Regions from separate parts of the Homo sapiens genome. Here region 2 is linked to region 1. A link is a contact called in ENCODE Hi-C or POLR2A ChIA-PET data. All regions are on one chromosome and are shown on one strand. Each heading gives the region's core, a stretch centred on a gene start or an enhancer-like site at or near the end of the contact. The rest is flanking DNA. Distances are from core to core; before and after follow the strand shown.

What was found. A loop is a pair of places that touch in the nucleus more often than their neighbours do. ChIA-PET counts read pairs that join two places held with the same protein, here RNA polymerase II (POLR2A).
Region 2: a loop to region 1 is called in a map of lower leg skin, with 2.5 times the contacts of the local background. The contact joins two enhancer-like sites. A Hi-C loop is called at or near these places in 1 of 168 maps with a recorded cell type or tissue (lower leg skin). POLR2A ChIA-PET finds 5 or more read pairs at or near these places in 3 of 52 experiments (B cell, BJ and MCF 10A).

Annotation. Positions count from the first base shown.
Region 1 is chr14:68,524,956-68,531,161 of GRCh38, reverse strand. It overlaps LOC124903334 (a long non-coding RNA gene), which reads left to right. Exons shown (of 3, transcript XR_007064223.1): 1 at 1-2,415; 2 at 2,490-6,206. It also overlaps a transcript of RAD51B not described here. Among named protein-coding and RNA genes, the nearest start is that of RAD51B-AS1, 160 kb to the left of the region's middle. RefSeq lists enhancers at 3,694-4,214, 4,215-4,736. Within about 2 kb of position 4,246, at least 21 of the 41 ENCODE cell types and tissues checked have a DNase peak (open chromatin) inside an H3K27ac peak, as active enhancers do.
Region 2 is chr14:68,708,726-68,714,877 of GRCh38, reverse strand. No RefSeq gene overlaps it. Among named protein-coding and RNA genes, the nearest start is that of RAD51B-AS1, 26 kb to the right of the region's middle. Within about 2 kb of position 3,122, at least 5 of the 41 ENCODE cell types and tissues checked have a DNase peak (open chromatin) inside an H3K27ac peak, as active enhancers do.

The DNA of each region.
Region 1 (6,206 bases), core at 2,997-5,496:
TTGTCTTTCCTGTCTTCTCTTAGGTTGGTGAGATTTTCTATATTCTGCTTTCTCCTTTGTTGGTTTAGAACCTATAGATTGATGTTCTTTTCTATTCATAATTACCTTAAAGTTTTACCATACACATTTAATTATATATGTTTCAAAGTCTGAAATTTTCAATATCTTATCCTCCTCCCTGAACAAGGCAAGACTCTTAGCACACTTTACCCAGTAAATACTCTTTCTACTAACATATTATCTCAACATATTACTTTTTTATTTAACTTTTATTTTAAACTCTAGATTTAGTTATTTTATAGTCAGTTGAAGTAAGTCTATTTTAACTTATTTATTTCTGTGTCCACTATAGTTTCTTGATTTCTATGTCCTGCCTTGAAACTGAGTTTTTCTTGATATAATACATATTTTAATGGTTCTTTCAGTGAAGACTCAAGACTGATATAAACTTCATTTTAAAAAAATCCTAAAACTGTCTTTCTTTTAAATCGGCTCTTGAAAGCTAGTTTAGCTAGGTATAAAACTCTGGCTTTACAAGTGATTTTTTTCCCCTTTCAGATATTTGAAGATACTACTCCACTGTCTGCTGGAATCTATTGTTAGTAAGATGTCTATTATCAATGCAGCTATCATTCCTTTATAAATAACTCTCTTTTCTCCCTGGTAACTTTGTTTTTTTCTTTCTTTATCTCTTTTTTTTTTTTTTTTTTTTTTTGAGACAGGGTCTTTCTCTGTTGCCCAGGCTGGAGTGTAGTAGCACAATCATGGCTCACTGTAGCCTTGACCTTCTGGGCTCCAGCAATCCTCCCATATCAGCCCTCGAAGAAGCTGGGACTATAGGTGCATGCCATTATGACTGGCATTTTTTTTTTAAATTTTTTGTAGAGATGGGGTCTCGCCACATTGCCCAGGCTAGTCTTGAACTCCTGGGCTCAAGAGATCCTCCTGCCTCTGCCTCCCAAAGTGCTGAGGTTACAAGTGTGAGCCACTGTGCCCAGCCACAACTTTTAATACTATCATTTTTATCCTTGAGGTAGATAGGTTTACTATCTCATATGTATGTATAAAAATTGGAGCTTCTCAGTATATCTTCATGCCCTTAACTCTGACTTGCACTACGTTTTGGTGGCTTCTTAAATACTATCTTCCTATTCACTAATTTTATCTTCATCTATTTCATGTCTAGAATTTATCCTATCTGTGTATTTTATCTTTTTAATTCATTCTTTTTCATATTTGCCAATTCTTATTTCTGCCTGCTTTATTTCACAATATCCTTTTTAAAGTAGATGTTATTTCTCTTTGAGTATTTAGGCAAATTTAGTTTAAAGTTTTAGTCAGATTGTTCCATTATTTTAATTTCTTTTGGACAAGATTAGATAACAAATGTTGATTTTGTTGACTGGTTTTCTTAGTGTTGAATATTTTTGCTTGGATACTAATTTAGAGAGTAAGGTCTTCTTTCTTCTTTCTCCTCATTTTCTTCTATCCTAGAGATTTTGTAGAGGTCTCTGGTTCAGAATCAAGTGATGATTTAAGATCTTTCCCAGCTATGGTGTTAGTGATCTCTCCCTTAGTAGTGAAAGCATCCTAGCTTCTGGTTGCTGGGCTGTGATTATTTCTCCTGCCTCCATAGACCTACAGTTTCCTATAAGAAATAGTCTCAGATATATCATCAGCAGCTGTTTTTCAACGTTCTTTCCTAGTAAGCTCCACCTTACAGATGACCTGAGGTCAAGAGTTCAAGACCAGCCTGGCCAACATGGCGAAACCCTGTCTGTACCAAAAAATACAAAAATTAGCCTGGCGTGGTGGCACGCGCCTGTAGTCCCAGCTGCTGGGGAGGCTGATGTGGGAGAATTGCCTGAACCTAGGAGGAGGAAGTTGCAGTGAGCCAAGATTGTGCCACTGCACTCCAGCCTGGGTGACAGAGTGAGATCCTGTCTCAAAAACAAAGAAAAAAAGAAAGCCCCACTTCAGTGTTTCATTTTTAGAAGTGAGTCTAACCCCAGTAATCCACTGCACTTGAAGCAATTTTAGTCCCTCTCATTCCACAGGAGCCTCTAGCTGTGCTTCTGGATTTAGAACTCAGTCAACCTGTGGCTTCAGCCTGGTTCACCATTTCAACATAACCCACCTAGAGAAAGAAAACCTGTATTTGATGAAACAGAATAGGGTTGTGAATTCCTTGGAGTTGGACGGACCAGGGTTTCTTCTGCAGACTTATCACTTACTAACTGAGAGACTGGGAGCAAGTTATCTAACTTGTTTGATTCTTAGTTTTCTTATTCTTCAGCTAGAAATGATAATACCTACCTCACAAAATTAATGAAATAACATTTAAAACTGTGCCTGACACCCAACAGATGCTCACAGGACATACTAGAATAAGTATTAAGTAACCCATTTTAAAAGGTAAATAATTCTGCAGTCCGCAGTCCGGCCTGGGCGACAGAGCGAGACTCCGTCTCAAAAAAAAAAAAAAAAAGGTAAATAATTAGTTCTGAACAAATCTATATTTGCCAGGATTTTTTTTCCCACTAAATATGGACCTTGACTCAGAGCTTTCTCTTTCTTGCTCTTCATGCCACCCTCCTGACATTTACTGGTCAAGATGTTTAGTAATATGAATTTTAACAGGCTGATCATGGGTTTTTACAAGAGATCAGATAAAACTTAATTTATTTATACTTTATGATTTATGTCCAACTTTTAAAGTGTACTTGAGGTAGTTTACAATGAAAGTCACATATGCAATAAGTTGGTTGAATAATAAAGGGAAAATTAAACCATAGAGGAAGAAGGGAAAATAATTATGCCCAAAATCTGAGTTAATTATTACTGTAATTGAGTATTAAATTTGTTTAAGGCTTCCTGGCAGCAAAAGGCAAAGAAAGAGGAAATATGATGAATGACATCATTCTCAATGGCTGAAGTTTTTCTATGAAACAGTGTAGCAAGGTTATGATGGGCTAGAAACCATGCAGGGATTATGCTCCATTCAGGATGTATGGTACGGAAGACTGGAGGGAATTCTTTACTGGTTGGTGCCAGCCTTTTCTCATGGCTTTAGCAACAGGTTGGACGACTGTGGTTTTAGATGGCTTAGTGCAATCTGACTGGAGCCCACAAACTGAGATGGAAGACTTTTAAAAAAAATAATGTTTTAAAGTTTTTCAGTATAAAAAAATACACATTTACTAAAGAAAATTTGGAAAATTTGAAAGAGTATAAAGAAGAAAACACAAATATCCTTACAATTCCACTGCTCAGAAATAATCATTGTTAATATTTAGTAAACTTCCTTCCAGGCTTCTTTCTATGCATACTTTATGAGCTGACTTGTTGCAGTTCTTTCTGGCTCAATGATTCTACAAATTAGGTGGCCTTTGGCCCAAGTGGTTGTTGTGTTTAATAATAAAAATAGCTACTGCTCATATATTGTACATCTGATGTGCTCCAGACATTCTATTGGTGCATTATGTAGTCCCAGTCCTTCCAAGACCAACAGGCACAAGGAAGTTTTCCTATTTGCAGAGAGGTTATGTAATTTGTCTAAATCACATGGAGTGAAAGGAGCAGCAAAACACAAATCTGGGTGTGTCTGCACAGCATATTCTCTTTCTCCTACAATGTGCTACTTCTCTGAGACCCAGGGGTGCCCCTGATCCCTGCCACTTTGTTGTGACTCCTGGAAGTGGGAGTGCCAGAGTCTGACATCAGCTCAGTTGGTTCATGGGCCTCAAATGGCCAGCCCAGAAAACAGAAGGAGCTCGCTCCTCCCCTACTCTCTCTTTCCTTTTGTCCCCTTCCCCCACATCCCAGAGGTCAAGAAGCTAAACTGTCTAGGCTCCCAGGTTAGTTCAGGCAGCTGTTCAGATGGCTTTTACTTTGAAAAATACTGTAATTCAAACCTCTTTCATGGGGATAAGGTTAAGAAAAAGTCAAGAAACTCAGTTCCATTGTTTTCAGTCCCAACAATACCAAAGAGCATGTAGGCTTTTTCATTTTGTTTCGTTTTTTGTTTTGTTTTGGTCATCGTTATTATTGGGCTTTATAATTGAAACTTTGTGCGGATGTAACTTTCTTCTTTCCTGAGCTCCCCGTTCTGCCCAGAAACTTCTCTCTTGGGCAAGTCACAGACCAAAGAGTCTTGCAGCAGTCCCAAGCAGCCGCTAAGAGTCACAGATTCAGGCCGCACTGTTGTCAGGGCAGGCTGGCCACCACACCCAGAAGGGGAAGCCTGTTGTGAGTGGCCTCTGTCCAAAGCAAGCAGTGTCCCGTGTGCCAGGGGCCACTCCTGGCTGAAAATGAACTAGTTTTCTCCTCTCTCCTTTACCACTTTCGGGGACCTAAGAACTGAATCCAGAAGAACCAAGCGGCCTGAATGTCAGAGGCTCTTGGTGGGCCATGCAGTGGGCTGAGATCCTCTGAGCAGAGGTCTTCCATGCAGAGTGGTCTGCAGCAGTCTAGATGAATCAGGCTGGGTTGCCAGTGGGCGTGAGTCAGCAATAAGATGCCCTCTCCCCACTATACTTGCATAACTCTAAACACAGGCTTTGTCTTCCCTAACAATCACTCATCTGGCTGTGACACACTGGAGCCTGCTTCCTGGAGGACATGTTCATGGGAAAAATATTTTAAAAGAGGGTGTCCACACCTGAGCTTCAGCACTGTGTGCAACGGTAATTCATCTCAATTGCTGGACGTATAATACGGTCACATGTCGCTTAACGACACGTTCTGAGAAATATATCATTAGGTGGGTTTGTTGCTGTGGAAACATCGTCCAGTATACTTACACAACCTAGATGGTATAGTCTACTACACACCTAGGCTATATAGTCCTGTATGTGGTCAGTTGTTGACCAAAACATTGTTATGTGGCACATGACTATATGTGGCAAAGCACGAACAAGCTGGTTTTCCAAATGACTTGCCTCAAGATTTGGGACCCATTTAATAATAACAACGATAGAAACAACAGCAACAACAACAATGAACATTTTTATAGCACTGAACATGACCCAGACAGTTCACTAAGCACTTGACATATATTAACTCATGTATTTTCCCCATTTTACAGATAAGAAAACTGAGGCGCTATGATGGTAACCAACTTTCCCAATGTCACAGAGGTAGTAAGAACCTGAACCAGAGCCTCAGGAATTCCAATTTCTTAACCCAGCTCAGGAGTTTGACTTGGATGTTCATGTGATGGAATGGTGGAGGACAGAAGAAAATTGTAAATCACAAGTATTTCCCAGTTGATAACTTCTCAAACCCAAGAATGGCTCAGGTTGGCTCCCGGCACTTGGCATGTCATGGTTCTATCATGCTAATTCCATATGCCGGAGCTCATTGAAGTTGTGGCTGGCTATCTGGAAGGGGAGAAAAATCCCCCAGACCCTGTGCTGGCTGGAAGTGTTTGGCATTTGGGGCGAGTGTGGGTGTGAAAAGCAGCTTGTTGTAATGCTATAGGATGTCTGGACCACACTAAGGAGAGGCCCTGGCAACACTGCTAAGAAATGGAACATCACTCGTCAAGAAGAGACCCCATTGCAGGGAAACTCTGATGGCTGAAGTGCTCATATGCAGGTGGGGCTTAGCCAGGAGAACCATGAGAATTCCCAGATGGTCAGTGGGAAGGATGCTAAGGTGACCACCATGATTTTCACTTCCCAGCTCATGGGACAATGTCCTCCAGGTCCTATGACCTGAGGGTTGAAAACCCAGATAACTTTGAATTACTTTCTTATTGCTGTTGTAAAAGTTACCACTAATGGAATGGCTTAAAGCAAGGAAAATTTATCTTATAATTCTGGAGGCCAAAAGTCTGACATGGGTCTCACTGGGCTAAAATTAAGACATCTGGAAGGCGATGTTCCTTTCTAGAGGCTCTAGAGGAACATCCATTTGCTTGCCTTTTCCAGCTTCTAGAGGTGGCCCTCAGTCCTCGGCTTATGGCCCCTTCCATCTCCAAAGCTGATAATGGCCCATTGAGTCTTTCTTACATCGCTTTACTGACATTGAGTTTTCTGCCTCTCTCTTCCACATACTGGGACCCTTGTGATTATGCTTGGCCAAGGACAAGCTTTCTATCCCAAAGCCAACTGATTAGCACCTTTTTTGCTTCCTTAATTCTCCCTCACCATGTAACATATGCACAGGTTCAAAGGATCAGGACTTGGACGTCTTTGGGAGGC
Region 2 (6,152 bases), core at 1,873-4,372, 180 kb before region 1:
TTAGGAAAGCTTTACAGCTTGTTCTGATGCTTGACAAATACAAGTTCCTTTATAAGTTATTATTATTTTTAAAATATATTTTTGAGGTAAGGTCTTGCTCTGTTGCCCGGCTGAAAGTGCAGTGATGAAATCATAGCTCACTGCAGACTCAAACTCCTGGGCTCAAGTGATCCTCCCTCCTCAGCTCCCTGGGTAGCTAGGATTACAGGTGTGCACCACCACACCCGGATAATTTTTTTATTTTTCTAGAGGTAGGGTCTCACTATGTTGCCCAGGCTGGTCTTGAACTCCTGGCCTCAAGTGATCCTCCTGCCTTGACCTCCCAAGGGACAGGGATTACAGGTGTGAGCCACTGCACCGGGCTCCAAATATGAGTTTTAACTCTACACTCCGTTCTGCTTTGGTGGCCCAATGCATTACATTTAGGGACATTCCAGTGTTGGTCCCCTCCCTGTTCTCTGATGCTGTCCATAGGATGTTAATGTGATAGAACCTTAGACGTAATCCAACCCAACCCCCGATGTTACAAATGAGGAAACTGAGGCCCAGAGAGATGAAATGACTGACTCAAGGTCACACAGATCTAGGTCTAGAACTCAATTCCCTCAGCCATCTCTCAAGATTCTTTCTCTTCCACTGGAAGTTTCCCAGTAATGGCCCTGCTTTCCAGCCCTGACTCTCTCAGTTCTTATCTGTGGCAGCTCCTGACATCCTAGGTCAGAGATCCAAGCCTCCAGTTCTCCTGTCAGTGCCCCTTGTTGGTGGCCAGCTTTCTGGACCACCTCTTTGGGATTTTTCTGGGAGCACCATCTTCCTCCAGGGCTGTCCTGAACCGTAGACACAGCGTGGGTGCTTGGAATTGGCAGGATTCTTGAGATTGAAGGACGGGAGCCGCAGCTCCTCCCATCCTTGCACTTATCTGCAACATCAGCGTTCTGAATCGCCTCTCCGGCTGGAGTGCTGAAAGCATTTAGCAAATGGGGGAATATTTTCTAATGACAGTGACTTCTCCACTGTAGATAACATCTGTGTCAGCAAACTCTTTTACCTACCAAGCTTGCCATTTTCTTTGACCACACTGTTGTACTGCTTCAGAGGTCTCTACTGGTTTAGTCAAGTGATGTCTTGGATGAGCCTCTGCCTCTGGCCTCTGTCCATTGACCATCCTACCTTCGTATCCCCCATCTCGAGCCTTGTGGACCGGCTAGCCAGCTTTTGCTCTGCTTCTCCCGACACAATTCCCACACTTGAAGCCCTCTGGTGTGAATATATGAGAGATGGCCTTAGGTGGGAATTGTCTCATTTTATGGTTTTTAAAAATGTTGAGTTTGTGCTTTTCAACCTTGTTTGTCTCTTTTGGTCCTGGGAGCAGGGAGTCTTAAACTTTGTAGATCTCGCTGGCCTGTTTACTCAGCACGTTCACACCAGCCTCAGACATGGCTGCTGACCCTTTCTTCCCCATTTCTTCGGGAGTATACATAGCCTGATCACCACCATTGCTTAGGAGCTTGCTGTGTAGACAGCACAACTCTGGCACACAGAATGACAGGAAAGGAGAGAGGAAGGACCGTAAGGCAGCACAGTGAGAGGTTGCCAATTCTGTGGCTGAAATGGGTCCTCTACGGTCAGAGGGGGCTGCTGGCTGTCTCAGCTCCAGGATCCCAGAAGCACCAAAGAAGGGCTACCCATAGAGGGAAGGTGGAGCTGGCTGGCTGGTGTGAATGAGCTGGTGTCCGGGGTCGGGGCGCAGGCAGGTGAGCAGATCAGCACACCCTTCTCGGCCATGAGAAACCCATGGTGGAGGCCTGCTGGCGCTTCCTGCACTACTTACCTGCTTGGGGTTGTCTAAAGCCTCTCTCTCCTGACGCTCCAAGCACTTTACATTTATCTCACTCATCTGCACACTCAGAGAAGTGGGGAAGAGACGGGTATTATTATCACCACTTTACAGATAGAGAAACTGGGGCACAGAGCAGGTGCGGTGTGCGGGCCGGGCCGGGTTGAGAACACAGTCTGACTTCAGCCTGAAGGACACACCGATGGCAAACCTCATATCTATTACATTAAAAAATTAACTGTAAAAAATTCAGATGGTCATCACGTTTGAGATATAGGTTCCTCTGAAGGAGAGAAAGGGGGATAGGTGCCTGGCATCAGAATTGCCTGGGATCTTCTGTTGTAGTGATCATGCTTTGGGTGTTTTCAAGTTGGGTGGTGAGTACATGGCTGTGATATTTTTCTTATTTCTTTTCTGTATGTCCTAAATGTTGCACAGTAAATTAAAGTCATTGAGATAATACAAAAAGCATGAGATTATTCTTCAAAATGCAAGCATTTCAACTTTTATTCCTGAGACCCTGGGTGTCAAGGGTAGAAAGCATTGCTTAACACAACCAAAGGGGTGGTGTATCTCCAGTGAGAATGGGAGGGGAACCATCTGGCAGAAAAACAATCATGGAATTCCTTATCATGAAGTCAAAAATTAAATTGAGCATTTTGCAAGTATTTCCTGAACACCTACGGTGTGCCAAACACTGGTTTAGGCCCTGAAAAACATAATACGGTTCATCTGCTCAGGGCCCTTCCGTTCTAGTGAGAAACAAAGGTAAAAATATGTCAGTAGTCAGCAAATATCATTGTAGAAGCTGGGCTGAAGGCAAGAGGAAGAGGTTTAAGTAGAGATAATAGTTCAGGGGAGAAGGCCTCTTGGAGGAGGGGCTCCCCCCGTGAACCCATCTCTCAGTTCCAAAGGACTCCTTCTCTGTCATCTCTCACCACACAGATTTGAGGAGCAGCACAGCTCACTTAGGAGGAATGGGGTGAGGGTGGGGACAGAGCTAGTGACATGGGCCTAACACCCTGGCCAGTCTGGGTGCTGGTTCCACCCTGGGTGTGCCTAGGGCCTGTGCGTTATACCTTAATGAGGGGTTGGGCCAATGGTGATGTGTTTCATCCTTTTTTAATGAGGTGCTGTTTTGCATAGATAAATAGTATGATTGTGATGTGGGAACCAAATGGCAGATCATTTTGCAAAAAGCACTGGGCAGAGGTGAGATTATGAAACCAGTTCTGCTTCAGGCCTGCTGCCTGAGCGTGGGAACCCGGAGGTGTCTGAGTCTGGGCCTCAATCTGGGCCGACTGGATCGAGGCCGCCCTCTCTAGTTCACCTCTCAGCAGCTGGGCTGGGACAGGAAGATGCCTCTCCACTTTTTACCTGTGTTTCAGTATCCCAGGCAGGGCAAGCAGATGGGGGAAGGCAGGTGGCCTCCCACCTGCTGTCCTCACGTGAACATATGGTCTGAGGTTGATGGGACCAATGATCTGGTCTGAGGCCCGGGACCAAAGCTCTTAACGTGTATGGAACTGATTTCTTATTGCTGGAGAATAAGAGCTGAAGATTTAGGTGCTGTAGGAGGTGGGTCTTGGGCAGTCCAGTCTGAGGCTCAAAGAGGTTTTGTGCATTGTTGAAAAGCAGGAAACAGGGAAAAGGAAAACATCCTTGGTTCTGGGTTTACAATGGACTTCCTAGCTGCGGTAGTTGGATCTCAGAAGAGGAGGTAGAGGTCTGAAGGGAGAGGCTGCTTGCACAGTCAGGCGGGAGAACTCAAGCAGGGTGGAATGAGATAGAGAAGACAGTTGAAGAAGAAGAACCAGGGCTCAGATTTCTAGACGGAGGATGTTCCTGTAATGCCCCACTCAAGTGGGACTTTGGAATGGCTGGAATGGTCATCCAGCAAATAAACGTACTGCACATTGTTTGTGCTTTAATGTACCCACATGCCTGCCTTTTGTCAGGTTCAAAACACCAGATCCAGGAGATAAGTAAAGCCAAGACCAGCGCTGCCCAGGATGGAGACACAGGTGCCTACTTCTCCAGTGGTGGCTGCGGCGAAGGCAGAAGTGAGAGTGCCCCCTACAGAATACATCAGGGAGAGGCAGCCTGGGGTATCAGTATGAGCCTAGGCAAAGGCCATCCATTCATTCACTCTGTGGACAACCATTTGTGGAACACCTACTGAGGTGTCAATAAGACAAAGATCCCATCTTCGAGGAAGCGAGATCAGAATAACTTCCTCACATTACACATCTGGAGAGCAACCAGTTTTTTTCCTCCCGGTTTTCCGTGGTTCCTCGGCACACTGTCACAACTGCAGCCCTAGGTAGGAGGTGAGACTTGGCTAATGGTCTTCCTTACATCCAGACCTCCACTTCCCTCTTCTACTGGTGGAGCAGCTGGGGAAGGGCAGGATGAGAATTGGGGGAGTTGGCTCTACTCTTCCCAAGGTCTTAGGACTCAATGGGACGCCTCTGGATAGTTCCCAGACATGTTGGGTGGTGTGGCAAGGAGTGTTAATGATTTAATGATGCAATTCAATTATGCCAGGCTGTTAATGAGCTAAGTGCAGTATCTTTATTATGCATCAAATACTGGAACACATTAAGTACCTGTAGTGTCTCAGGTCTTCCCCACATGCTACATTAAAATCATGATTCTATAAGAAGCTCATAACCCCTGCTTGTCTAACTTCTTCAATGATCTGACCTTAAATTGATCTGTAAAACCAACTGTGACCTTTATCCTAGAGCTTCAAGAAAGTGGCTTAATAGGGGATTACAATATTCATGTTTCATGTCATCCCAGGAATGGTCTTTGGTCCTTATTCTACTGCGTTCTCACTGTAGGGAACCACTGTAGATTCCTACCACACCACTAATTCCAGTTCTGGAAATGAATTCTATAAAAATTATTCAACAGAAGCAAAAAAAACCTACATGTTTGAAGATGTTCACTGTGCTTAAAAATTGGAAATGATACAGCACATAGAAGATATAAAATATTAGAGGACTAATTGTGCAAGTTATAGGAAATCTGTGTGTGGTATATTATTTAAACATTAGAAATGATAATGACAATGCCTTTGCCACATAGTGGAAGATGTCTCTTATATCATAGTAAACAGAAAAGGTAGAATATAAATCAGTATGTACCTTTGGCAATCAGTTGGCATGCATGTTGAAGGCTGTTTGCAAAAGATAATTATGTTAGGATAATGAGGTATAGGTGCCAAGCACGGTGGCTCACACCTATAATCTAGCACATTGGGAAGCCAAGGCAAGAGGATCACTTGAGGCCAGAAGCTCGAGACTGGCCTGGGCCATATAGCAAGATCTGTCTCTACAAAAAATAGGTGGGATTGGTGGTGTGAGCTTGTAGTCGTAGCTACTCTGGAGGCTGAGGTGGGAGGATCACTTGAGTCCAGGAGTTTGAGGCTGCAGTGAGCTATACTTGTGATACAGAGCCTGGGTGATACAGACAGGTCCTGTCTCAAACACACAAAAAGAATGGTGAGATGTAGGTAATTTGATTATCTTACAATATTAGTGTTAAGGCTGGATGTAATTTTCAAGCACACTAAGAGAAGGAAAAAAATCCTACCTTAGAATATTATAGCAACATCTCATGATTAACCATTTTCTTCATTACGCTCAACTTGCTCCCAAAGTGAGGTGTGGGAACTGGTGGTGTCTGAGTGACCTTGGAATTGTACTCAACAAGCTGATTCCTGGGCTCTGCCCCACCTAGAACCAGAATCCTTTGGGGCATCATCCAAGAATTGGCAGTTCAGCCAAGCTTTGCAGTGATTTTAATGCACGTTCATGTTTGAGAACCACTGTTCTAGAAGTTCTCAGAATCAAATTGTAAACAGATGACAACAAGAAGCAGAAATTGATTTTCCCTCATGAGAAGCAGCCAATTCTCTGAAAGTCAACTTACTTAGGAGTCATTTCACCAGTTCTTTGAATTTGCCAATAGGTCAAAACCTTGTTTTGAAACAATGATTTTTTGAAACATATTCAATGACTATGTTCTCCATGAACATCTGATTGTGTTCTGCCTGAATGTGTTAGTAACTATGCATTAGGAATGTATTCTTATTTGATTAAATATATTTTCATGAATATATTTCTTACAAATATATTCATAAGAAAAAGAAAATATTTTCATTAAAATGACACATTAAAATATATTCAAAAAGAACATATTTATAAGGTAACTAAACCATTCTAGGCCTCTGAGCTTTTGACAAATTGAATATTCTTTAAATTGCTGTTAAGAAACAGATATTTATGGAGAATATTCAAATAATTCT